2 separate regions of the Homo sapiens genome follow, and region 1 is linked to region 2. A link is an interaction called in ENCODE POLR2A ChIA-PET data of the cell type or tissue named here. Cell type or tissue: A673. All regions are shown on one strand. Each heading gives the region's core, and the rest is flanking DNA. Links, peaks and the distances in the headings are about the cores only.

Region 1 (8,330 bases), core at 256-8,255, 350 kb after region 2:
GCCTCCTCTAACATTGCTTCTGTGGGGAAAGTGCGGATGCTACCTTATTTTTACCAGGAGGGTGTGGAAGTCCAGGTTTTCCACTTGGCCTCCATTGACACCGGTGTTGGCAGGGCTCCTTCTTACTGCTGGGCAGGGGTGGGAGTCCAGTTTCTCTATTAGGCATTCACTGATACCACACCGGCTGGGAGAGGGAGTGGGCCTCCACCGACATTGTTGGGAGAGGTGGCCTTGATTATGGATGAAAGGCCTGAGTGGATAACTAGGCCTCTTCTACATCACCCTGGTGGGGAAGGGAAGGAGTACTTCATTACAGCCTAACAAGGTTTGGAGATCTAGGCTTTCCACTTGGCCTTTGCTGATGGGGGTGAGGGTGGGGCTGGAGTAGAGGGGCTATAGTCTAAAGGCTGTCTGTCGGCTGGATGCAGTGGCTCATGGCTGTAATCCCAGCACTCTGGGAGGCTGAGGCAGGCGGATCATTTGAGGCCGAACGAAAGGCTGAGGCAGGCAGGAGAACTGCTTGAACCCGAGAGGCAGAGGTTGCAGTGAGTCGAGATCGTGCCACTGCACTCCAGCCTGGGCGACAGAGTGAGACTCTGTCTCAAGAAAAATCAAACCAAATGAAAACTAAAAATAAAAAAATCAAGGCTGTCTGTCTTTCTAGGCTGTTTATTTTCTTGTCCTTTGACTCAGAAAGCAGACTTGCAGGACACCATGGTTCACGCTTATAATTCCAGCACTTTGGGAGGCTGAGGCCAGAGGATTGCTTGAGCCCAGGAATTTGAGATCAGCCTGGGAAACAGTGAGACCCCCATCTCTACAAAAAAACATAACAAACAAACAAACAAAAAAAACAAAAAGGCCGGGCACGATGGCTCATGCCTGTAATCCCAGCACTTTGGGAGGCCGAGTCGGGCGGATCACCTGAGATCAGGAGTTTGAGACCAGCCTGACCAACATGGTGAAACCCCATCTCTACTTCTAAAAATACAAAAAATAGCAGGGCGTGATGGTGCATGCCTGTAATCCCAGCTACTCAGGAGGTGAGGCAGGAGAACTGCTTGAGCCCAGGAGGCAGAGGTTGCAGCAGTGAGCTGAGATCGCGCCAGTGCACTCCAGCCTGGGCAACAAGAGTGAAACTCCGTTTCAAAAAAAAAAAACAACTGTATTGATTAGTCAGGCATGGTGGCGCAGATCTGTAGTCTAAGCAGCTTAAGCCTGGGAGATCAAGGCTGCAGTGAGCCATGATTGCACCACTGCACTCCAGCCTGGGCGATAGAGCAAGACACTCTTTCAAAAAAAAAAAAAAAAAAAAGACAAGCTTTTCTTGGGGCTTTTGTCTGCAATCGTTGGCAGTTTTGGGTTGCTGGCTTCTCCAGTACCCATTCTGACATATATGAGGCAAAAAGAAAACTTAGGGAGGTCACTGCTGAGTCATTCCTTGGATCTGGAGGTCCCTAACCAATCTGCTTTCTTCTTGTTCAGAGTCATCTTATGTTCATTTTGTATAATATAGAGTGTTTTTGGGGTTTTTAGCTGTACTTAGCAGGAGGACTGGGGAAAAGAATATCTACTCTATCTCTCAGAAGCAGAAGTTGCTCCAGATACTTTGAAAAATTAAAGCCAGTGTTTAAAAATTCCTCAAAATGGCCAGGCATTGTGGCTCACACCTGTAATCTCCACATTTTGGGAGGGCAAGGCGGGGAGCCTAGGGGTTGGAGACCAGCCTGGACAACATGGCGAAGCCCTGTCTCTACAAAAAAATTAGCTGGCATGGGGCGGGAGCGGTGGCTCACGCCTGTAATCCCAGCACTTTGGGAGGCCGAGGCGGGAGGATCACGAGGTCAGGAGATCGAGACCATCCTGGCTAACATGGTGAAACCCCGTTTCTACTACAAAATACAAAAAAATTAGCCGGGCGTGGTGGCGGGCGCCTGTAGTCCCAGCTACTTGGGAGGCTGAAGCAGGAGAATGGCACGAACCCCGGGAGGCGGAGCTCGCAGTTAGCCGAGATCGCGCCACTGCGCTCCAGCCTGGGGGACAGAGCGAGACTCCGACTCAAAAAAAAAAAAAAAATTAGCCAGCGTGGTGGCACATGCCTGCAGTCTCAGCTACTTGGGAGACTTGAGGTGGGAGAATCACCTAAGCCCCGGGAGGTAGAAGCTACACACTCCAGCCTGGGCAACAGAGTAAGACCTCGTCTCAAAAAAATTTTTTTTCTCAAAGAAATGTAGACTTCTGGTTGCTCATGAAATGCTGGAAGATGAGTCATCCTGGGCCTGCACTTTGATTTGGTAACAGTTGGCTGTTGCTGGGTGCCCACTGCCCCGTAGACGGATTATACTGCATTGAATTTACCGTAGGTCCCACCCGTTCATACTCACTTAGAAAAGGCCCGCATCACTCATCCTTGCATGACTGCCAGAGTGTGAACTTGCTATCTCTGTATTGAAGTTGTGTTTCATCTCCAGGAAGTGTTGGCTGCAGCAAAGATTGGATGTGACACCAGAAAAAAAGAGTCATTGGCAGGATCCTTTAAGGATTCTGCTACATCACTGCAGAAGTGTTCTGTCTCCCAGCACAGAAAGTCTGCCTTAGCACATACTGTTCTGAGCAGTTACAGTTTTTAAAAAAACTTCCCCTCCCTTATCTTAGGAAACAGCTAGCCCATTTCTCCTCTTAATTAACCCCTAATCATGACTCAGTTACTCAGTTACGCTCCCAGCCCATTCTTGTGGAAGCCCTGCAAAGCAAGCCAGTGGGACCATGGAAACGTGTAATTTAGCGAAGCCTTGGATTCTCAGTGGCTGCAAAGTGAAGCCCCGAGGGGAGGTAGCTTTGTATTCTAAAACAGCAAAGAATGCTGTGTTGGTAGCTCCAGCCAGATTGGTGATCTGAGTAATGTGGACGTTTCAATAGGCCCCAGCAGAGTCCTAAAAATATAGTCTGCCTGGTCAGCTCTGCCATGTCAGTTTCTAAAACTGTCAGCACCAGTAGGGCAGCAGAACCACTCTCAAAGCAGAGGCTTTTCAACTTTTGGGTTCACTGACCGCTTTCAGGGACAGGAGGCCTCACCAGCCTCCTAGCCTCTTTGATCCCAGGCACCCTGGCTTCTTCCTGAGAGGGAAGCATGAAGGGGAAGCTGCCCATCTTCTCTTGCCTGAATCCTCACCACTCCTTGTCTGCAGCTCTGTGTCCAGGAACAGCCACTGTTGCTTCCGACAGGAGCTGAGAAATGATGAGCTCTTTGCTGTATTTTGATAAAATGAAGCCCAACGTGGACAGCAGGCACGAGGTTCCTGCAGGAACCTTGGCTTCTCTGAGGTACTCAGGCCTCTGGGGAACCAAACACAAAACAATTTGATTTGTCATCAAGGACACCAGCTCAACACATTTGCAGATGTGTTTGGCCTGGAACATCATCCTTCTCCTTGGCCACAGTGCCATGTGACTAGCCCTCCAATGCCACAGGGAAATAAGAGCACTGGTGTCAAACTAGGAGGTAACGCGATTCAAAGAGACCCTTCAGGAGGGCTTGGCCATAGATAAAAGGATGAGGGGGAAGGGTAGGCAGGAGGAGGAGAAAAAAGAAACAGCAGTAGCCATGGTTATCTTTTGTCTAGTATCTACTGTGTACAAAGTATTTTGTGTTAGATGCTGTGTGTGTGTGTGTTCACTTAATTATCAGGGAAATCCTGTGAAGTAAGAATGATCTCAGGCTGGGCACGGTGGCTTGTGCCTGTAATCCCAGCACTTTGGGAGGCCTAGGCGGGCAGATCACGAGGTCAAGAGATCGAGACCATCCTGGCTAACACGGTGAAACCCCATCTCTACTAAAAATACAAAAAATTAGCCGGGCATGGTGGCGCACATCTGTAGTCCCAGCTACTCGGGAGGCTGAGGCAGGAGAATCACTTGAACCTGGGAGGTGGAGGTTGCAGTGAGCTGAGATCACACCACTGCACTCCAGCCTGGGTGACACAGCGAGACTCCATCTCAAAACAAAAAAAGCAAAAAAAAAACAATGATCTCTACTTTGCAATTAAAGAAACTTTGACTCAGAGGCTGGGCATGGTGGCTCACTGTAATTTCAGCATTTTGGGAGGCTGAGGTGGATTAATCATCTGAGATCAGGAGTTCAAGACCCGCCTGGCCAACATGGTGAAACCCTGTCTCTACTAAAAATACAAAAAATTGGCCAGGCGGTGGCTCACGCCTGTAATTCCAGCACTTGGGAGGCTGCTGAAGTGGGCAGATCACCTGAGGTCAGAAGTTCGAGACCAGCCTGGCCAACATGGTGAAATCCTGTCTCTACTAAAAATATAAAAATGAAGGCCGGGTATGGTGGCTCATGCCTGTAATCCCAGTACTTTGGGAGGCCGAGGTGGGCAGATCATGAGGTCAGGAGATCGAGACCATCCTGGCTAACATGGTGAAACCCCATCTCTACTAAAAATGCAAAAATTAGCCGGGCGCGGTGGTGCACGCCTGTACTCCCAGCTACTCAGGAGGCTGAGGCAGGAGAATCACTTGAACCCAGGAGGCGGAGGTTGCAGTGAGCCGAAATCGTGCCATTGCACTCCAGCTTGTGCAACAAGAGTGAAACTCTGTCTCAAAAAAAAAAAAAAAAAAAAATATATATATATATATATATACACACACACACATATACAATATATACAACATTGTATGTATGTGTGTGTATACACACACACACACACACACACACACACACACATATATATATAGAGAGAGAGAGAGAGAGAAAGTCCAAAAGCGTGGCTTTTGGAACTGATTCTGGGCTAGGTATAGATCCCAGGAGAACCCGTGTTCTACAAACCTCACTCTGGGCAAAACTGACCCAGACTGGGTTTTGGGATGCTTGATGTAATGAGGCAAGTGGCGCGATCTTGGCTTACTGCAATGGAGCGGCTCCTTCTGCCTGCTGCCGTCAGATTCTCTGCTATCTGGCTGGCAGGACAATTCGCTATGGCCTGGCTTTTGCAACTGATTCTGGGCTAGGTATAGGATCCCAGGAGAACCCGTGTTCTACAAACCCCACTCTGGGCAAAACTGACCCAGACTGGGTTTTGGGATGCTTGATGTTAATGAGGCAAGTGATATGTCTACTGAACTTACTGCTCCAAGTAGGACATTGTAACTTTGAGTTCCCCTCATCCCTTTCATATTGGAGGAGTTGTCTGGGCAGCAGGAGCTACGGCAGGCCAGGGTTGCTCTAGTTTTTAGCCAGAGCTAGCAGGTAAGTGCCTCCCAATGATATGCAGATTAAAGATAAGTAATCCTGGCCCATTTCTGCTCAAGTGGCTATAGTTTGCAAGTGACAGCCACCAATTCCAGGGACTTGAATGGCTACTGGAATTGAGGAAGTCCTCCCACTGACTGGGCTGGGTAGTGCAGGGAGGGAGAGGACACCATTCTGACTGACTCCAGACTGACATCAGGACTAGTCTCCCTAGGAGTGCAGGGACTTTACCTCCTCTGCATTTTCATGACCACTGTCCTAGGCCAGTTGTGTGCCTCCTCACTACAAGCCAGCAATTGCTGGGCCAACATATGCTTCCTGAAAACACAGATCCAGCCTCTCTTGTTCTTTCCACTTATCAGGTGGCTCAAAGGCTACCCAATCAATCTTCCAAAAGCTCAGATCCTAAACCTACACGGGCTCCCCAGTACCATCAGTAACTCCTGTACTTGCTTTCATGGCTCATCTCATCTTTTCAATCTTTGCTCCCTCTTGGTGTTTGGGCCTCAACTACTTTTCTCCTCCTTCTCTCCTCCTCCTCCTCCTCCTCCTTCTTTCTTCTCCTTCTTTCCTTTTTTTTTTTTGAGACAAAGTCTCACTCTGTCACCCAGGCTGGAGTGCAGTGGCGCCATCTTGACTGACTGCAACCTCCTCCTCCCAGGTTAAAGCGATTCTCCTGCCTCAGACCACGCCCGGCTAATTTTTGTACTTTTAGTAGAGGCAGGGTTTCACCAGTTGGCCAGGCTGGTCTCGAACTCCTTACCTTGTGATTCACCTGCCTCGGCCTCCCAAAGTGCTGAGATTACAGGTGTGAGCCACTGCACCCAGCCTTTCTCCTTCTTTCTTCTTCTTCCTTCTTCTTCCGCCTTCTCCTTTGAACCCAGCAGTCAGAGGTGGCAGGGAGTCAAGAGTGTGCCACTGTATTCCAGCCTGGGCTACAGAGCAAGACTCCATCTCAAAAAATAACAATAATAAAACTTCTTCTTTCTTCTCCTCCTCCTCCTTCTTTCCTTCCTTTTTTTTTTTTCAAGACAGTCTCGCTCATTGCCCAGACTGGAGTGCAGTGGCGAGCTCTCTGCTCACTGCAACCTCCGCCTCCCAGGTTCAAGCAATTCTCCTGCCTCAGCCTCCCAAGTAGCTGGGATTATAGGCATGTGCCAACACGCCCAGCTAATTTTTGTATTTTTAGAAGTGATGGGGTTTCACCATGTTGGCCAGGCTGGTCTTGAACTCCTGACCTTGTGATCTGCCTGTCTCAGCCTCCCAATTCTTCTTTCTTCTTCCTTCCTCCTTTCTTCTTCCTCTTTTTCTTCCTCCTCCTTCTTCCTCCCTCCTACTCCTCCTGCCGCCTCCTCCTCCTTCTTCTTCTTTGTCTTTCTCTTCTTCCTTCCTCTTCTTTCTTTTTCTTCTTTTCTTCCTGTTGGGGGCAGGTGTTGCACCAAAATCCATAATGCTGACATGTAAACCAGTTCACAATGGAGGAACTCTGATTGAAGAGGATGTCAGGGATCTGCTAATTCCTTCTCCACTTCCGTTTTAAAACCGCTGCTTGAACCAAATGGTTCTGATCACTGTTGCTCTCAAATACCTCCATGCTGGCTGGGCGCGGTGCCTCATGCCTGTAATCCCAGCACTTTGGGATGCTGAGGCAGGACAATCACCTGAGGTCAGGAGTTCGAGACCAGCCTGACCAACATGATGAAACCCCATCTCTAATAAAAATACAAAAATTAGCTGGGCGTGGTAGTGTGCACCTGTAATCCCAGCTACTCTAGAAGCTGAGGCAGGAGAATTGCTTGAACCCAGGAGGTGGAGGTTGCAGTGAGCCAATATCATGCCATTGCACTCCAGTCTGGGCAAAAAGAGCAAAAATCTCCATCTCAAAAACAAAAAACAAAAAACAAAAAAACCTCCATGCTTTTGCTCATACTGTATTCTCTGTCTGTAATGCCTGGCATCTCTTCATGTCCAAATCTTCTTTCTTCTTCTTCTTTTTTTTTTTTTTTTTTTTTTTTGAGACAGGGTCTCAACCTGTCGCCCAGCCTGGAGTGCAGTGGTGCAGTCATGGCTCACTACAGCTTCTCATGTCCAAATGTTATCTGTCCTTTAGGGCACAACATGAATGCTACAAAGCCTCCAGACCATTCCTCTCTCCAACCCTCAACATTCACTCTTATGCCCAAAAAGGCTTTTTCCCTTCTCTGGGCCTACACAGGACTTGTGCTTCCCTCACGGAAATGAGTGACTACTTTCTACCACAAACTGATTACCCGTATCCAGATTTCATTTCTTAGCTCCATAAGAGGCAGGCCCATGACTCTATCCATCATCTGTCACTCTTTCACAAAGCTCAACTGAGTGTCTTGTCCTTGGTTTCATGCCAGATGCCACACCTAGAATAAAAGTAATGTTAAGTAAATGAAAGTGGGTTGACCAACATTGTCTCCATCCTTGTGGATAAGGAATTTCTATCTCCTGGGGAGGGTAGACGGAGAGATGTTGGTCTAAAGATACAAAATTTCAATTAGACTGGAGGAATATGTTCAAGAGAACTGTTGTACAACATGGTGATGCTAGTTAATAACAATGTATTACATTCTTTTTTTTTTTTTGAGATGGAGTCTCGCTCTGTCACCCAGGCTGGAGTGCAGTGGTGCAACCTCAGCTCACTGCAACCTCCGCCTCCCAGGTTCAAGTAATTCTCTTGCCTCAGCCTCCTGAGTAGTTGGGATTACAGGTGTGTGCCACCACGCTCGGCTAATTTTTATATTTTTAGTAGAGACGGGGTTTCACCATATTGGCCAGGCTGGTCTCAAACTCCTGACCTCAAGTGATCCACCCCTCCCCGGCCTCCCAAAGTGATGGGATTACAGGCATGAGCCACCGCACCTGGCCAGTGTATTGTATTCCTAAAAATTACTAAGATTTTGTGTTCTCACCACAAAAATGAAAGTATATGGGATAATGCATATATTAATTAGCTTGACTTAGCCATTCTACAATATATACATATTTCAAAACAGTGTGTTGTACATGATAAATATATAAGATTTTGTCAATTAAATAA
Region 2 (8,330 bases), core at 292-8,291:
GGTGGTAGAAAAATAGTTTATGACGTCCTAGAGAGTAAGTGTATTCCATTAACCTTCTATAGTCAATAAGAGAGACTCGTAGTTGAAAAGCACTTAGTGGTGGCAAAGTAGGGAGGGTGCACATTCTACCCATAGCTGGGTTTTTCCAACTGGGACAGCTGAGACTTGTGAAGAATCCATTCAGCAGGAGACAGCCCTTTACAGTGATGGTTTGGTGCAGTGACCTGACACAACTCCCTGTGGAAGTCATTTTATTCCTAGTAAACCAGCAACTCTAACAATAAACGGCCCTTCAAAGAAACTCATCGTACTTCCTAGAAGCTCATAGCTTATTAGCGAGCTTGAAAGTGCCCAGGATATTTTTCTGAAGCTCCAGAACCAGCCTAAGGCTGAGACCATTTACCATTCATTTCTAGGCACAGTGAGGATCAGTCCTTTTCTGCAAGTCTGTGCTTATCTTAACCATGTTTACTAATCAACTACTAAACGATCAATACATACAAGTTCTGCACAGGATACATTCTAGTTTTTCTGGAAATATATTTCTTCCTTCTTATACAAATGATAAATCTTAGTTGTGAATGCTACATACTGATACTGTATGTGAAGAATTTTAGTAAACTCAAATCCAACTGCTCAGTCCTTTTCTTTGGTTACAGATATATTTGTTTGTTGCTTTTTTTTTTTTTTTTGAGATGGAGTCTCGCTCTGTCACCCAGGTTGGAGTGCAGTGGCGCGATGTCGGCTCACTGCAACCTCCACCTCCTGGGTTCAAGCGATTCTCCTGCCTCAGCCTCCTGTGTAGCTGGGACTACAGGCGCATGCCACCATGCCCGGCTAAGATGGGGTTTCACCATGTTGGCCAGAATGGTCTCGATCTCCTGACAGCGTGATCCACCTGCCTCAGCCTCCCAAAATGCTGGGATTACAGGCATGAGCCACTGCGCCTAGCCTGTTTGTTGCTTTAAAATCTCACCTTGCTATCAAATTTCCAGACAGATTTTTGTAAAATCTATCAATCCTTTCTTGATGATTTTACTACCTTCCATTCAATTTTACTACCTTCACTGGGGCATGAGGCTCCTTTAAGATGATGCAGTGGCTGCAAGCCTGGGATTTTGCTTGTGACACTGATATTTAAAATACAACTGGCAATATTTTAAAAGGGAGCTGGAAAAGGTTCAACATGAAGCAAACTTAAAGGCCTTAAAGGCTCCTTCACCTTCTCCACATCCAGTTGCTATGGTGGGGGTGGAGAGGATTATTACAGAGCATTGGAATTCTTTGTGGGGTGGGGAGGTGGGGGTGGTCACATAAGGGTTATAAATATCAGCAGCCAAACTCTTGGTTGGCTGTGGAGAACAACTGAGAGACTGTAGTCTCCCCTTAAAGGCACAGAACAAGGAAGCTCCCTGAAGTATGTCCACAAAGGAAGTTCCTCTTCTCTTTGGCAATGCATCATCAACCAAACACCTGCATCAACAACTGACAACTGTACGTAAATTCCAGCCAGGGAAAGTGACCAGGAGGTGTTAAGCCAGACACAGATTAAGGCCAGCAAAAATAAAGAATCCAGAGCCTGGCTTAAAGGAAAGCTGACTTAGAAGTGGTTGTTGCCACTACACACAGTCATAATCAGATTATCAGAAGGCTGCTTGTTACATAAATATTTAACTAGTAACCTATTCCACCTGAATTCTAAGTTTCCCATGTATAGGTGGCAATTTCTTCCAGGGCTATAGTTCTCAACAGAGGGTAATTCTGCCTTCCAGGGAGACATTTTTAGTTGTACAACTGGGAAGTTACTAGGTCAGAAATGCTGCTAAACAGCCTACAATGCACAGGACAGCTTCTCACAACAAAGAATTATCCAGTCCAAAATGTTGATAGTGGCAGGCAGAGGTGGTGGCGTGAGTGGCTGCCCCTTTCCTCCCCACCCACCCCCAAAAAATGTCAATAGTGCCGAAATTGAGAAATCCATTTTAGGATACTGTCTTTATTTCCTTGGACCCTAGTTCCTATTTGGAGTAGCTTTGTTTAAGGAAGAAAGGAAAAAACCAAGACAGGCCAAGGAAGGGTCAGCACAAGGTGGGGGTTGGCAGGGATAGAGGATACCCACTCATCTTGGTAAAGCTGGGGAAACCTAAACCTCCAGGTGACAGACAGGTCATACCAAGTGTGATTTCCTGTCTCTCCAAGGGCAGGTAGATAACGCTAACCTCATTTGCTCTATCCTCCAGTGACTCACTCTCAGGCAGGTGTACTAACTGCCAAAAACGTACATGAGCTGATACTGTCCTTGTAATCATTTGAAAGGAAGGAGTAAACTGGCAGTCTTTCAACTCCATGCTGGGCCCTGTCTTCCAGGGCTTTTCTTTTTCTTTTTTTGGAGACGGAGTCTCTTTCTGACACCCAGGCTGGAGTGCAGTGGTGCGATCTCGGCTCACTGCAACTTCTGCCTCCCAGGTCCAAGCCATTCTCCTGCCTCAGCCTCCCCAAACAGCTGAGACTACAGGCATGTGCCACCATGCCCAGCTAATTTTTGTATTTTTAGTAGATACAGGGTTTCACCATCTTGGCCAGGCTCGTCTCGAACTCCTGACCTCAGGTGATCCACCCACCTCAGCCTTCCAAAGTACTGGGATTACAGGCGTGAGCCACCGCCCCCAGCCTCTTCCAGGGCTTTTCTCATGTGCACATGAAGATGCCTAAGCTTGCTTTCTATGTGGCAATAAATCAATCAATCAATCAATCAATCAATCAATCAATCAAATGAAGGCGTTTACAAGACTTTCTTATTCTGTTTTCATAGTAGGATACCTAGGTCCCCCGGTAGAAACTTCAAGTATACTGAGACCCTGATCCTGGGCTCTGCTCAACCTGAATTAGGAATGAAAATAATCCTAAGGAAGCCTGATGCTGCACCTATTAGAACCCAGCAGCCCAGCCTCAAAGACAAGAAAGGAAAAGACCAACTGGTTTGGGTGCTTTATATGCACCACTGGGTGAAGTGAACCACTATGAGAAACTCGCAGACCCTAAAGAGGTCTGTCAGTCAATTTTTCCCATTGTTCGTTCGTTCGTTCTTTCTTTCTCTTTCTTTCTTTTCTTTCCTTCCTTCCTTTCTTTTCTTTCTCTCTTTCTTTCTCTCTCTCTCTCTCTCTCCCTCCCTCCCTCTCTCTCTGTCTTTCTTTCTTTTTTTTTTGAGACAGGGTCTCACTCTGTTACACGCTGGACTGCGGTGGCATGGACGCAGCTCACTGCAGCGTCAACGTCCTAGGATCAAGTGATCCTCCTGCGTCAGCCTCCTGTGTAAGCTGGGACCACAGCATGTGCCGTCATGCCTAGCTAATTTATTTATTTTTTATAGAAGGGCCGCCTCATTTTGTTGCCCAGGCTGGTCTCGAACTCCTGGGCTCAAGTGATCTGCCCACATCAGCCTCCCAGAATGCTATGATTATAGGTGTGAGCCACTGTGCCTGGCCCCATTGTTCATTTTATCACTGAGAGGTAGAATGCCAAGTCTGAAGCATGACCCAAATACACAACAATATAAATACATATGAAAAACAAGTGAATGAAGGTGCATCCAGGTTTCTTGATAATGCTCACCAGTATGATGCCCAAACCATCAAATACTTTCTGAGTGAGAAGTCACATGGTTCTTGCGGGGAGCAGGGGGCAAAGGAGGGGTTGGTTTAAGATTCAGAATGATCTCAGTTCAAGTAAAACCTACGTAGGGAATTTCAAAATGAGGAAAATCTCTTGTTATCATCAGAGACTTAACATATATATATATATATATATATATATATTTTTTTTTTTTTTTTACCCTTCCCAGGAAGGTCACTCTAGGGGAATTCTTTGGCTCAAGTTTCAGTGATAAAAACGTCCTTCCTTTCTTGTTAGCCTCCTGTTAGACACATACAATTCCTTTTCCTCAATAACCAGACTCCCTTGTTCAGGAAAACGGAATTTCCTGAAGAGATTTGCCAAAGTCTTTTCTTTCCAGCTTTCTGAAAACAAGCTCAATCCTCTCATTAGTGATTTCTAGAATGGCTTCTTCCTTTCTACTTCCAACAGAGAGCTGAACCTGGTAAAGATCCTAACTCAGGAAGCCTGAGATCTCTGCCTGGTTTGAGTGGAAAGGAACTCTCTTCCACTCCCATGTGATAGAATCTGGTCTGCCAGTGAGGACCTACTAATCATTCAGAAGCAACTGAGGGAAAGCCTTTCCTAGGAATAATGTATTTTAGTATTCCACATTCATTTAAGGAAGAAATAATTTTCCCCACAGACTGCAGATCCATGGATCTATCAGCAAGACTGTACAGTCCCAAGTAAGACTGGGGGGTTCTTCACAGGCCTAACTCATCTGTCTATTCTAGCTCCCATGGAGTTAGCTGGGTTAAAGCAGAGTTTCCGTCTCCCAGATTCATATCCTCTTCTCTTGTGCAGATTCTGTGCTAAAAGTATGATTCCATTAAAAAAAGAGCTGAAAACTTACAGCTAATGCTGTTTTTAAAAATATTTATCTTCATCTTTGTTTTTACCTTATTAAAAATAATTTGAATCTGAAAACAGAGTCATACTTTATAAATCTGGTCTGCTGCTGGAGTAAGGAAAGATTAATCTATGGCTGGACTATAATACATTAACCCAGGAACTCCACACTCAAATCATGAAAATGACTCAGTCCTCAGAATGGGTCCAAAAAGACCTTCCCTTTATGCGGCCTCCTGGGGACTATGGAACTGACACACAGAATTTTTCTCCTCTCATTGTTTTCACTTCCGATGAGCTCAGCATGAGTTCAGCCAAGAATATGCTCCTCCCCTCCTGACCAAAGATTTTTGCTGGGAGAAGGCAAAAACTCTTTCCAAAGCTTTTGACTTCCCTACAAGGTGGACAGGTGGAACAGGGCTTTTGATTTGCATCCCCAACTTGAGGGTGGATACTGATCATTTTATGGTAACTACCTACTGACTTGACAATGGACTACACACAGGACACTCCACCACCCTTCTCCCTTCTCCCACTCTTCTTCCAGGCTTGCCTTGTCAACACCAGTCCACTGTTGATGAACACACTCTGCAAGAGCCCAGCCGATCAGTGTCCAGTCCCAGCCTTCACATCCAGAGTATCTGAGGTGGAAGGCTTATTTTTAGAAATCAGTGAAACGAATTTGGCTATGACAAGCAACTAAGTGCTATTGAACTCTGAGCACTATTAGGCAACATACTAGGATAGAAATAAGATAAAGTAATGCCCAGTAATTTTTTGAAATCTTCCAGCAACATCAAAAGTCAGAATGTCTCTAGAAACCAAGGATTAAATGAAAAGGAAAAGATGACTTGTCCTCAAATCCAAACACTATTTATGCCTGCATGTGGACTCTTTTGTACATTTTAGCTCATATCTAATGCAATTTTAACAGGCCTGTTTATCTCATTTTCTAGCTCAGTGAAGATTAGAAGGGAGGAATAGACTACACAGACCAAATGACAGCAGTGAAAAGTGATAGCAGTAGGAAATAATAACCAATATCATGGTGGTGGGCAGAAATCCCAAAATTACCTCCTCCTCTCCACACACACATGCACAGCCAATCCAACCAGTATAATACTATAGAGGCCCTAAACAATAACTTCAATATAGAAATCAAAGTGCACAGTAATTTGGGAATACTTAATACAAAGCAGCTCCAAATGTGTCTCACATCCTTGAGAATATCACCATAGTATAGACAGTACAACCATTTAAATAATGTTAACCTGCACTCATTAAAAAAAACTTATGCATAATACATATTTAGAAAATTAGGCAAATTGAGTTTAAAATAATTCCTATATAAACCAGAACCTGGTTAGATGAAACTATTTTGTGTGTTTTTTTTTTTTTGAGAAGGAGTCTCACTCTGTCACCCAGGCTGGAGTGCAGTGGCGCCATCTTGGCTCACTGCAAGCTCCACCTCCTGGGTTCATGCCATTCTCCTGTCTCAGCCTCCCGAGTAGCTGGGACTACAGGCGCCTGCCACCATACCCAGCTAATTTTTTGTATTTTTTTTTAGTAGAGACAGGGTTTCACCGTGTTAGCCAGGATGGTCTCGATCTCCTGACCTCGTGATCCACCCGCCTCGGCCTCCCAAAGTGCTGGGATTACAGGCGTGAGCCACCGCACCCGGCTGATAAAACAAAACTATTTTGGAGCCTAAAGGGATAAGTTTCAGTTTTCTAAAAATTTCATTGAGTTGGTTAGATGGTTAATTCTAAATAGCCTGGATGCAAGTAAATTGGATAACTGAAGCATACCTGTAGAAGAAAGTCTCTGCTTTTGAGACACTTATAACAAAAGAGGAAAGAAAAATGTGCAAGCTGAAACAGGGAAGGCCACACTACCACTAGAAAGGAAGTTTCTAAGAGGAATGCACTGCTTCACGGGTTTACGTTTTCTCTACCTACCCTTTCCTTATCTGGGTGCCTCAAGAAACCCAAATACGATGACTCCTCTTGCTCAAAATTGTACTATCTCCAAACATGGTAAGAAGGCCTTCAGCCAATGTCCCACTTTAGTGCTGAATTTCTCCCAAGCTCCTAGAGGGGCCCTTCTGAAACAGCCACATTTTTGCACTTGGATCCTGTCTACAAAACTGTGACGTCTCTAGGACTACGTGGCTCTGAGCTGGTGTCAACATTACCTCTGCATCCATGTTTTTAAGATAAATAACGCTGGCAAGCAGGGTCTCTGAGATCACAATTTTACTTTAATGGCAGGAGTGTTAACTGTGTAAGCAGGAATAATTAACTCTAGTGATGGAAACAAAGTGCTGAAAGTATCCTTTCCAAATCTATTCCATGTACAGTGGCAGAGTGAGAGACTTTTACGTATTTACCACAAGGAAAACTCTAGGGGCAACAGGTTAATATAGTGAGAACCAAGATCCAACAGATGTGCTCCTAACCCAGTAAATCCACACTTTTGGGTCATGTAATCATCTCCTGTTACTTTAATTTATACTCACACAATCTCAGGAATGGAGATTTTGGCTCAGGCAAAGAATTAAAGTATTTTTGCAATTAAGGCAGTACTTCTCAAACTTCTTTCCTATAGGCAAAGAACTTGTACTCTTGAGGAGTCTGGGATGTATTATTAAGCTGCTTACTATATAAATGGGAGATTTATTTGAAGTGTCATGTTTTATCTTAACAATTAATGATAATTTTATGTTTTATTCCATAATATATCAAATATACATCAATATCCTCCCCTAAAATCTATGTAAAATAAACCCTTTAGGAAGATGAGACTATGTTTAACTTACGGCTTTTCATACCTCAATTTGAAAAACAGGGGGCTGAGTGCGGTGACTAATGCCTGTAATCCCAGCACTTTGGGAGGCTAGGGCGGGTGGATCACTTGAGGTCAGGAGATCGAGACCAGCCTGGCCAATATGGTGAAACCCCATCTCTACTAAAAATATAAAAATTAACCAGGCGTGGTGGTGAGCGACTGTAACCCCAGCTACTTGGGAGGCTGAGGCAGGAGGATCACTTGGACCCCGGAGGTGGAGGTTTCAGTGAGCCTAGATCGCCCCACTGCACTCCAACCTGGGCTACAGAGCAAGACTCTGTCTCCAAAAAAAAAAAAAAAAAAAAAAAAACACACAAAAACCAGAGACCTGAAGATACATTCACTGCTATTACAAAATCTGGTAATCTGAAATCTCAAGAAATCCTAAAAGGAAATTCTTAGAGTAAGAGATAAGACTTGGACATTTCTTTCTATATCCTTAATTGGTTATAAAGACTGAAATAAACTACAATAGAAAAATGCTCTGGCTGGGCGTGATGGCTCATGCCTGTAATCCCAACACTTTGGTAGGCTGAGGTGGGCGGATTGCCTGAGCTCAGGAGTTTGAGACCAGCCTGGGAGACATGGTGAAACCTCGTCTCTACAAAAAATACAAAAAATTAGCCGGGTATGGTGGCGCCTGTGGTCCCAGCTCCTTGGGAGACTGAAGTGGGAGGATCGCTTGAGCCTATGAGGTCGAGTCTGCAGTGAGCCGAGATCGCACCACTGCACTCCAGCCTGGGTGAGAGAGAGAGACCCTGTCTCAAAAAAAAAAAAAAAAAAAAAAAAGAAGAAGAAGAAGAAAAAGAAAAAGAAAAATGCTCAAACCAGTTTGCTCAGAAGTCCGAGAGACTATTTAGTCTTCAGACAGTGTGCTTTCATGGTGATGGAAGTGACAATAATAAAACTAGGGACAGAAGTTAAAATGTATACTTGACTGGTTTCCAAGTTACAAGCAAATAAATACATGTAAAAGAAAA

Evidence for each region. ChIA-PET counts read pairs that join two places held together with the same protein. Peaks named below come from ENCODE experiments on the same cell type or tissue, not always from the same donor. Only the 100,000 strongest peaks of a DNase experiment are listed, where the experiment ranks them.
Region 1: POLR2A ChIA-PET joins it to region 2 with 15 read pairs; 3 of 35 experiments call an interaction of 5 or more read pairs at or near these places.

The regions. Positions count from the first base shown.
Region 1 is chr1:39,042,042-39,050,371 of GRCh38, reverse strand. It overlaps LOC124904088 (a long non-coding RNA gene), which reads right to left and starts at 7,891. Exons shown (of 3, transcript XR_007065970.1): 1 at 7,534-7,891; 2 at 2,385-3,336. In A673, for the core only: no CTCF peak of the experiment used is centred there; no DNase peak of the experiment used is centred there; H3K27ac peaks cover 431 bases.
Region 2 is chr1:39,388,682-39,397,011 of GRCh38, reverse strand. All of the region lies in intron 58 of MACF1 (microtubule actin crosslinking factor 1), which reads right to left. Among named protein-coding and RNA genes, the nearest start is that of BMP8A, 99 kb to the left of the region's middle. In A673, for the core only: no CTCF peak of the experiment used is centred there; DNase peaks (open chromatin) are centred at 1,281 and 4,761; H3K4me3 peaks cover 1,812 bases; H3K27ac peaks cover 5,323 bases.